Regions from separate parts of the Homo sapiens genome. Here region 2 is linked to region 1. A link is an interaction called in ENCODE POLR2A ChIA-PET data of the cell type or tissue named here. Cell type or tissue: Panc1. All regions are shown on one strand. Links, peaks and the distances in the headings refer to the core of each region. The heading gives the core; the rest is flanking DNA.

Region 1 (4,435 bases), core at 315-4,314:
TTGAATTACTGGAACACTCTATGGCGAAGACATTTAACAACCTGACAACTTGGTTTTAAAACATCTTATGTGTGATAACCACAAATGGCTCTGAATTAGCCCCCAAAAGGGGAAAAGATTCCTAAGTCTCTCTACTCTGAGCTAATAGGATAGCATAGGAAAACAAATCTTTATTATGAGTTTTTGAATTTGTCACCATTGGAGTTTCAGAATAACATGTCTGTTGGGATATTCAATCTCCCATTCTTCTTTCCAGTGGATTAAAAATGACAGTACTAATTAAAGAAGTAAAGAAAAGAGACCACTGTCACTTGCAATGTATAGACTTGAATTATAATAAGGCTCAGATGAGGAGGAGAAAGAAAAGTTGGAGAAGTATCCTCATTAGGAGTTTCTTTCTAAGCATCAAAAAGCATCCTGAAGATGAATTCTCTTTAAAAAGACGGTGTTTAAGGGGCTGGGGGCAGTGGCTCACGCTTATAATCCCAGCACTTTGGGAGGCCGAGGCAGCTGGATCAAGAGGTCAGGAGTTCGAGACCATCCCGGACAAGATGGTGAAACGCTGTCTCTACTAAAAATACAAAAATTAGCCGGGCGCAGTGGCAGGCACCTGTAATCCCAGCTGTTTGGGAGGCTGAGGCAGGAGAATCACTTGAACCTGGGAGGCAGAGGTTGCAGTGAGCTGAGATCATGCCACTGCACTGTACACTCTAGCCTGGGTGACAGAGCAAGACTGTCTCAAAAAAAAGAGGGTGTTTAACCAAAATTGCCACCTCTGAGTTATTAGATCCCAATAGAGATTAAAGGGAAGAATCATCTAGAATTGATGCCAGCAGATCAATTAACTCAGCCCTACCACTACCTGCCATCCAATGCCCCCACATGGCAAAGAAGGAGTTTGGGTCAGGCCTGAGTAAGTTCTATCTGCAGCACTTACAAGCTGTGTGACCCAGGGCAAGTGACTTGACCTCCCTGATCTCTGTTCTTCTTTTTTTTTTCTATGAGGTACAAAAAATACCTACCTCACTGTAAATTTGTAGTGAGGATTAGAGACCATGTGTGTTTAGAGGAACAAAACTGTTTTGTTGCTATTCTTTATAATCCTCCATTGTCATATTTATAGAGATAGGTCATGAGAACTGAAGAATTTTTTACTTGCTGAGCACAAGCAAAATTTCCATCCTCACACTTGAAAATAGTATTAAGTGGCAGAAAGAGATAGAAACTGGATAGAAAGAGACAGAAGCTATGTCGCTTAACATAAGAAAAGAGGACAGAAAAACCCAGGGGAGGCACGTGGAAGTGTGGGGTTGGAGAGGCTGATAAAAAGAAGGCTCAGGGGAGAGACCTGGTCAGTAGTGGGCACAGGAGTGATACTAGGAGGAGAATATACATCTGGGGAAGATTCCTAAGAGAAAGACTGGGTCTACCATGACATCAATCCCTTTTTCTGTCTCCATTGCAAGATCTTCAGTAAAATCTACAATGCTACAATGCTTTGGTAGGAGTGGGCCCTTCCAGATGAAGGAGAAGTTCTTCAGGTTTGGCCAGGGACAAGGCCGAGGCCATGGCAGATGACAGCTGGCACGTGAGTTCTGTGTATCAGGATCTGACATTCTTAACAAATGATGCTACCATGATTATTATAGTTCTATAGCTTTTATGTTTCTCAAAAGAATTCCGAGGAGGGTGGATCATCTGAGGTCAGGAGTTTGAGACTAGCCTGGCCAACATGGTGAAACCCCTTCTCTACAAAAACATAAAAATTAGCCAAGCATGATGGCAGGTGCCTGTAATTCCAGCTACTCGGGAGGCTGAGCGGGGAGAATCGCTTGAACCTGGGAGGCAAAGACTGCAGTGAGCCAAGACTGTGCCATTGCACTCCAGGCCTGGGCAACAGAGTGAGACTCCATCTCAAAAAAGAAAAAAAAAATCCAGAGAAGTTATCTCTTTTGAGAAAACAAGATGACAAAGACCATGTCAACAGATACTCATGGGTCACAGATGGTTTCATGTTACTTGGCCTCACAGTCTCCACTTGGAAATGTGGGGCGACAATTATTTTTTTTAATTACACTCCCTTTTCCCTTTCAGATCTAAACTCCATGGTTCTGTGTCTCTGTAATTAGTTTTCATATTTTTAGAGGAAGCACTCAGCTTTTTAGCTGTAAACCCAATGGCTTCAGGGACCAAGCAGGTCAACATAAATGAATGAAGCAAACCAAACGTAAAACAAAAGGGAACAGTGGAGATTGTAGCAAACTAGAGGATATAGGAGTTTCTTAAAGGTGTTCAAATCTAATTTTTTTGAAAAGCATTGTGCAGATCAAATTCTACTTTCCAGGACCAAGGTTTGACCTATGACCAAAGAGGCCCAGGATGGGATGTTTAGAATTTGCTTGGTTCTTTTAATCCTATAATTTAGCCGATTTCTGCCTCCATACCACTGACTCATATAGACAAAGTTAGCAGATGCATTTGCTTCTTCAGAAATCAGTTACATTAAATTGAGTGACTGTGGGGCAGCAAAGCTGTCATTATCCTGCGGCCTGGTCATCAGTTATAAAGCTAGTAAGTACAAGCAGCATGTTGGTGGCAATTCCCAGGCTAACTCATATAGTTCTCGGATGATTACACAAGCAGGAATGCATGTGGCTTAATGACAGCTAAAAAAATAACACAAACAACCCACAGCCGAGGACTTTTCTGGGTAGCTGGCATGGCATAGAACAGCTTGGAGACTGGGATTTAGGGTGAGAAGACGTACATTTCAACATTTGCAGATGGAAGCTCCCGCCTCCAGCAGGCTGGTATAGGCTTAATTCTAGTGGTTCTCTTTTTTTTTTGAAACGGAGTCTCACTCTGTTGCCCAAACTGGAGTGCAGTGGTGCGATCTCTGCTCACTGCAACCTCCACCTCCCAGGTTCAAGTGATTCTCCTGCCTCAGCCTCCCCAGCAGCTGGGATTACAGGTGCATACCACCACGCCCAGCTAATTTTTGTATTTTGGGTAGAGATGGGGTTTCACCATGTTGGCCAGGCTGGTCTCCAGCTCCTGACCTCAAATAATCTGGCTGCCTTGGCATCCCAAAGTGCTGGAATTACAGGCATGAGCCACCATGCCCGGCCTATTCTGATGGTTCTCTAAACCAAAAAGTGACTGACCGGCCTTGCAAGACGGTGGACAACCCCAATTCATGGCTCACTTATTATTATGATTTGGGTGGGAGACCAAATGAAAGAGTGTCAAATAAATATGAAGCAGCAGAAGGCTGTACTAATAGGGTCTTGGAGGTAAAAGGATTCTAAAACCACCTCCATCCTAGGACAGAGCAAGAGCCAACATTATGAAGCTAAAGAAACTCTTTCTTGAGCAGCTGTGGTCAGCAGATCTATTTGCAAGGCATGTTGGGGAGGCAGAGGTGAAGAGAAGAGGTTGCCAACCTGAGGAGGGCTATATTGCAGGGGTGAGGAGGTTGGGAGGAAAAGCCATGCAAAGTGACTGTGGCTCAGGGCAAACCCCAAGTCAGAGAGGAGACTTCCCAGGATGACCAGGACGCAGTCAGAGGGAGGCTCTGCAAGAAATCTAGGAAATTGGCTTGAGAAAAGGGGCAAAAGCAACAAAGGGAGCAGAGACCCTGAGCTCTTATTTAGGCTGAGCTAGATGAGTAGCTAATGTTTACTGAGCTCCCTGAAGATGCCAGGTAATGTTTGAAGTGTTTTACATGTATTAACTCAGAGGCCTGTACCGTTATTATCCCTCCCCATTTTACAAGTGAAAAAAACAGACATCTGGAGCTTAAGTCCCTTGCCCAAGGTCACACAGTTAAGAAGTAGCAGAACCAGGATACAAATTCTGCACTTTGGCCTCAGAGCCTGTGCTCTTAACCACTCTCCCAGGCTGCCAGTCTTAGGGAGTCAGTCCTGGAATTGCTTAGCGGGGCAGTCTGCAAGATGGTTCTATGTATCTGTGTATCAGTTTGCAAGATGGCTTGGAAGAAGACAGCCAAAGGGAAGAGACAGAGAATCATCTCAAAAGCAGGACCAGGTCCAAGAGCTCAGGAGCACGCATGCTTGGGTTGTGGGGGAAGGGGTCATCCCAGGGAGATGAAAGGGAGCCAGCATCCCAGAAAATAAGGAAGCCATTCTCCAAAGGTGAAATCAGCTTCCACTGACCAGGTGTCACTTCCAGTTCCTGGGAAGGAGCTCTGTTGTGAAAATAAGTCTGTGTCCTGAGTGTAATGGTAAATAAGCTTTAACAGGGATAGAACCTTTAGGAGGGCTTAAAAGGCCAGCAGCTCTGAGAGAGGTCATATGGGGACACAATTTGCCTAAATGAGGTAAACTTATACTGAGAGCAAGCTTTAGTGTCAGCTGGGGTGTCGAGAAGAAAAAACTCAGGAACCAGGGGTAAGGAGCATTGCAATGAGGTGAAG
Region 2 (4,435 bases), core at 332-4,331, 330 kb after region 1:
TGGGAGCCCCCAAAGCCAGAGAGGGCGGCGGGGGGGGCAGGGGAGAGGGTTGCGCGACGTCGTGATTGATGCTGAGAATCACCCCGAAGGCTTGGCACCCGAACATTTAGAGGGACAGATTTCTCGCTCTCCTCTCTCCTGTCCCGTCCCCTCCGCTCCAGGAGTGACATTTTTTCCCCAAGAGTGGGGACACGGATTGAAGGCCGGAGTTCCAGCCAGAACTCTGGTTCTGCGCGGGCCAGATGGAGCTGTTTCCGTTGCACAGACGACGTCCACAACTTCCCATCGCTGGGCGTGGCGAGGAGGGGCTGCCCCGGGCTGCGCGCCCTTTACGCCCAGGGACAGGGCCTGGGGACATCTGAGGGAAGTGATCCGGGGGGCTGCCGCCCACCGAGAGGGGCAGGCTTCGACAGCGCCACCCTGCCGCACATGCCCGGCGCCTCGCCGGCCCTCTCCAAAGGTGTCCAGGGGCTGCGCCGCGACACTTTCCACCGAGCGTCTGCCAGCAGCTGGACCCCGCTCTCCAATGGCCGCCGCCGCCAAGTCCCCGGGGCTCCCGCACTCCGGGCCGGGCGCGAAGGTCACCGCCCTGCACCACCTTGGGCTGCGCGTCCATTTCCAAGAGGCAGGCAGTGGGGAGAGGGGAGCGGGGGCGCTGTGTTCCCTTTCCCTCTCATCACTAACCTCCCACCTTCCAGCGGTTTCTGAAAGTGAGTTAAGGGGAGCAAAAGTCACTTCTCTTTCCGGAGCCATCAGAAGAGTTTAGGAAAAGGTCAGAGGGTCTCTCTGTCTCTCCGTCTCTTTCTCTCCAACCCCCTCCTCTCTCTCTCTCTCTCTCTTTTTCTCTCTCTGTGTCTCCTTTTGTCCCTGCCTATCCATTTATTGATTGACTATCTTTCTAATCTATTGATTATTACCTGCCCATTCATTCCCCTTTCCATCCATTTCCAAAATAAGAAATCGCCCTCTGCCCTGCTTCTCCTCCCAGTGTGAAAAATACACTCAGCCTTTGGGCTCGGCCCGCAGAACAGAACTGGATTTACATTTACAAAGCAACAGGGTTGAGGTGAAGGCAGCTGACGGGCGCGCACCCCCTCCTCACCTACTCCCCGACCCTTGCCCCGCTACGCCTCACTAGAGGTGCCTCGTGGTGGTATTGAAATCACCGAGAACCGAATTCACTGAATTAAGGAAGGATTGTTGCTGCAACTAAGTTCACAGAATTGTTTAGCTAAAAATATTCACTTTGGTGACAGTTTCCCCAGCTTTTTTTTTTAAAAAGGGGGGAATTGTAAAAATACAGAACAGCCCAGAGAAGAATTTAAGAAACGCTTTGTGTCTATCACTCAAAATTTACAAACGTTAGGAATTTGTAGTTTATTCGAGGTTTTTTGTTGTTTTTGTTCCCCCCACCCCTCCCCAGGAACTGCGTTTCCTGTTCTTCCTCTCTGCCTGGGTAGCTGTCATTCTCTCATTCTCTCTATCTTTCCTTCCTTATATTCCGTCGTGCTTTTTCTTTCTTCCTTCTCCCGTCATCTCCACTACCCTCCCTTTTCCACCCACCCCCCCGCCACGGGCTTCCTTCTTCCTGGAAAATATACTTGGAAGAGCAGTTTGGTGATTGACAGGGACCTGGGGAGGGGAAAAAAAGAGAGAGAGAACCAATGACAAACCCAAGCTGCTCGAGATGACCCCTCCCTCCCTCCCTCCCCCCCCACCCCCACCCCCGGTCTGGGTTGGGGAAGGGTGGGTAGCGTAAGGGAGGGGTCCTGCAGATCAGCTGGAGATACCTGAAGCTGGCTTTGCGCTTTGAGTTTTTACATCCCAATCTTCACAGGCCAGGTCTATTCAAATGGCTTTTTAGGGAGTGGAGGGAGGGCATTTTTTTTTTTTAATTACAAGAAAAAAATGTCTTCAAACAGAAAATTCTTAATGATTTGCAGTTGACATAAATTTCTAGCAGTAGATTATTTGCTTATTGTTTTTGGCATGTCGTGAATGTCAAGAATGAGAGAGCAAAAAAAAAAAAAAAAGCTCCTACTCTGTTAAAACTTAGCAGTCCTGTTAGAAAAATAAAGCAATGGATTATTTGCTAGGAGTTACACACTCCATCCCAAATGAAACAAATGTCAGAGTGGGTAACAAAGTGGAAAAAAGTATAAAGTGAATTTCAAAGGGCTCCACAGTAAAGCGCAATCTGAGATTCACAGAAAAGTAGAGACGGATAAGACAGGAATTAGGTCATCTCGTCCAGACCCCAGGAAATATGTCTAGATCAAAGCCTGCTCTGTTAGAATAAACAAAACAGGACCCATTGGGCCCTACCAATATTTTCATCTCAGTGCTAAGAGCTGCTAATCTAACCAGCTCTATTTGATGAAAGGGAGTAAAAATTACAACTGTAAAAATGACGACGTAATAAATGTCCTCTCAACTCTTAGAGGAAGATAAAGATTTAGATTTGAGCTAAAAAGTAACAAGATCCAGGCCCAGATCAACACAAACTTCCTGGAATTTTAGCACTAAGTAAATTATCTAATCCTAGCCATTGTTCCCTCCCTGCTGCCACCCCTCACCCCCACCCATCCCGTGTACCCCATGCAATTGAGTATGCCAGATGATTTACATTAAAAATTTGTTAAATTTTAACTGCAGTCTGAGGACATTGCAGGGGGCCTTTGGGGTTCCCTTCTTTTGCATTCCTTAAAGACCCACCGGTTTTCTGTCCCCCACCAACCCCAATGTGGCCTGCCCCCCTGGCAGTTGTTGGGGTAGCAGGCTGGACTTCTTTGTGTGGATGCTTTGTTTAAGCCCAGTCTTAAAGTTTGGGCTCTTTTTCCACCGTGAAGGGCAGATGGACAGAGGCCTGGCACGTGTGTCCCATCAGCCTGGCTTGGGGTCCACACAGTTCGGCAGCTCATTGATATTTTCGCAGCTAAGCTGAAGTACTGTGTAAGTACTGGGTAAGACTTTCACCGCCGACTTGATGGCCTTCAACCAATGACCAGGGAACATTCGATAGATAGAAACATCTACAAAAAAGGACAGGAAATCCCAGAGAAGGAAAATTGGACCAGGCTAAATCCCGGGTTGTAGTTCCTTACTGAGCCTGGCTTCCTCTTAACTGTTTAAACATAGGACTTGGCTCCTCTCATGTTTCTGTGTCCATCTGAGCTCAAGTTGAACAAAGACTCATCGGCCGCATGTCAACCTGGCTCCAGTGCTTTCTGAAGCTAGGGACGATGACAACGGGGGTGGCAAGTGTGACTGGCCTTTCCGAACGCCACCAGGAACAGACTGTTTTCTGTGTGTGGCCCCTGGCTGCTCACCTCGCCAAGGGCAATTCCAGGATCAGATTTTTACTTACATTCTGCGGAGGGCTTTGAAGACAAGTGAAACTGCATTGGAGGCCACACACAAGTCGATCCTTCCTTATAAGACCCAGAGTGGGACCTAGTCCAGCTGCACCAGGCATAGCTGAATCCTGACACAGTGCAGTCTGTTAGGTCATGGATGCCTGGAGACCAGGAGGTCACATCATCTTCTCATCCCAACTACATTCAGGATGAGGTCCTGGAAGTCACCTGGAAACAAGGGTAAACATGTAAACATGGTAGACCCCACTCCTGAGATTAGGGCCAGACAAAACATAACTATACTAATCAGCCTGCAGACCTGCTTCTGTATTCAGAATTTGGAATTCTCCATGTCTCATCTTGCTTGTCATCGTAACAATCCACTTAACAGATGACAAAACTAAGGCCCTGAGAGCAGAGAAGGAACATTTGGACACCAGGAGACCTGGAGCTATCACTAGCCTGAATGCCAACTTTGGGCATTTGGCAATCATTGCCTGATCAATGGTACCATTCCCCAAACTGTACCATGAGAGGTTAGACTTCCATCAATAGGCTCCAGTAGCTTCCTTCAAACTCTTGCCATGTTTATAACTACATTAGTGGAATCCCATCTTTACTTTTACTTATTTAATAATTTAAGCTGACTCCCCTTTTAAAACTTAAGTATATTTATTTCAAAAGGAATGGGAAACATTAAATTCATTTATCTCCAATAGTCTTTCTAATCCTGTGCCAGAGAAACCCTTATAGTGCAGAATGGTTTTACACTGGTGACGTTCCCCAAATTCAAAGTAATCTGAACAAATCCCACGGCTTCACTCATCGACACCCTTTCTGGGTTCTCTTCTAACCATCTGTCTCTTGTTTCAGACAAGCATGAGGTCTGTAAGTCTTACAGAGTTTTATTTAAACCCCATCTCACTGCCCATATCTGTCAATACATACCTTAGACCCGGCCTAGAGTTTTCCAAACTGCAGGATGTGACCCACTGGTGCATTATGAAATCAGAATATATAATCGCCAGGACTATTTTTTTTAATGTAATAGAACAGAAAATATCAGAGTATACCACATG

What was found. ChIA-PET counts read pairs that join two places held together with the same protein. Peaks named below come from ENCODE experiments on the same cell type or tissue, not always from the same donor. Only the 100,000 strongest peaks of a DNase experiment are listed, where the experiment ranks them.
Region 2: POLR2A ChIA-PET joins it to region 1 with 10 read pairs; 1 of 35 experiments calls an interaction of 5 or more read pairs at or near these places.

What each region holds. Positions count from the first base shown.
Region 1 is chr16:51,463,407-51,467,841 of GRCh38, reverse strand. All of the region lies in intron 2 of LOC102723323 (a long non-coding RNA gene), which reads left to right. Among named protein-coding and RNA genes, the nearest start is that of HNRNPA1L3, 180 kb to the left of the region's middle. In Panc1, for the core only: no CTCF peak of the experiment used is centred there; a DNase peak (open chromatin) is centred at 2,614.
Region 2 is chr16:51,130,532-51,134,966 of GRCh38, reverse strand. LOC105371253 reads left to right here. Exons shown (of 2, transcript XM_017023963.3): 2 at 162-1,219. The coding sequence ends at 766. Among named protein-coding and RNA genes, the nearest start is that of SALL1, 19 kb to the left of the region's middle. In Panc1, for the core only: no CTCF peak of the experiment used is centred there; no DNase peak of the experiment used is centred there; H3K4me3 peaks cover 330 bases.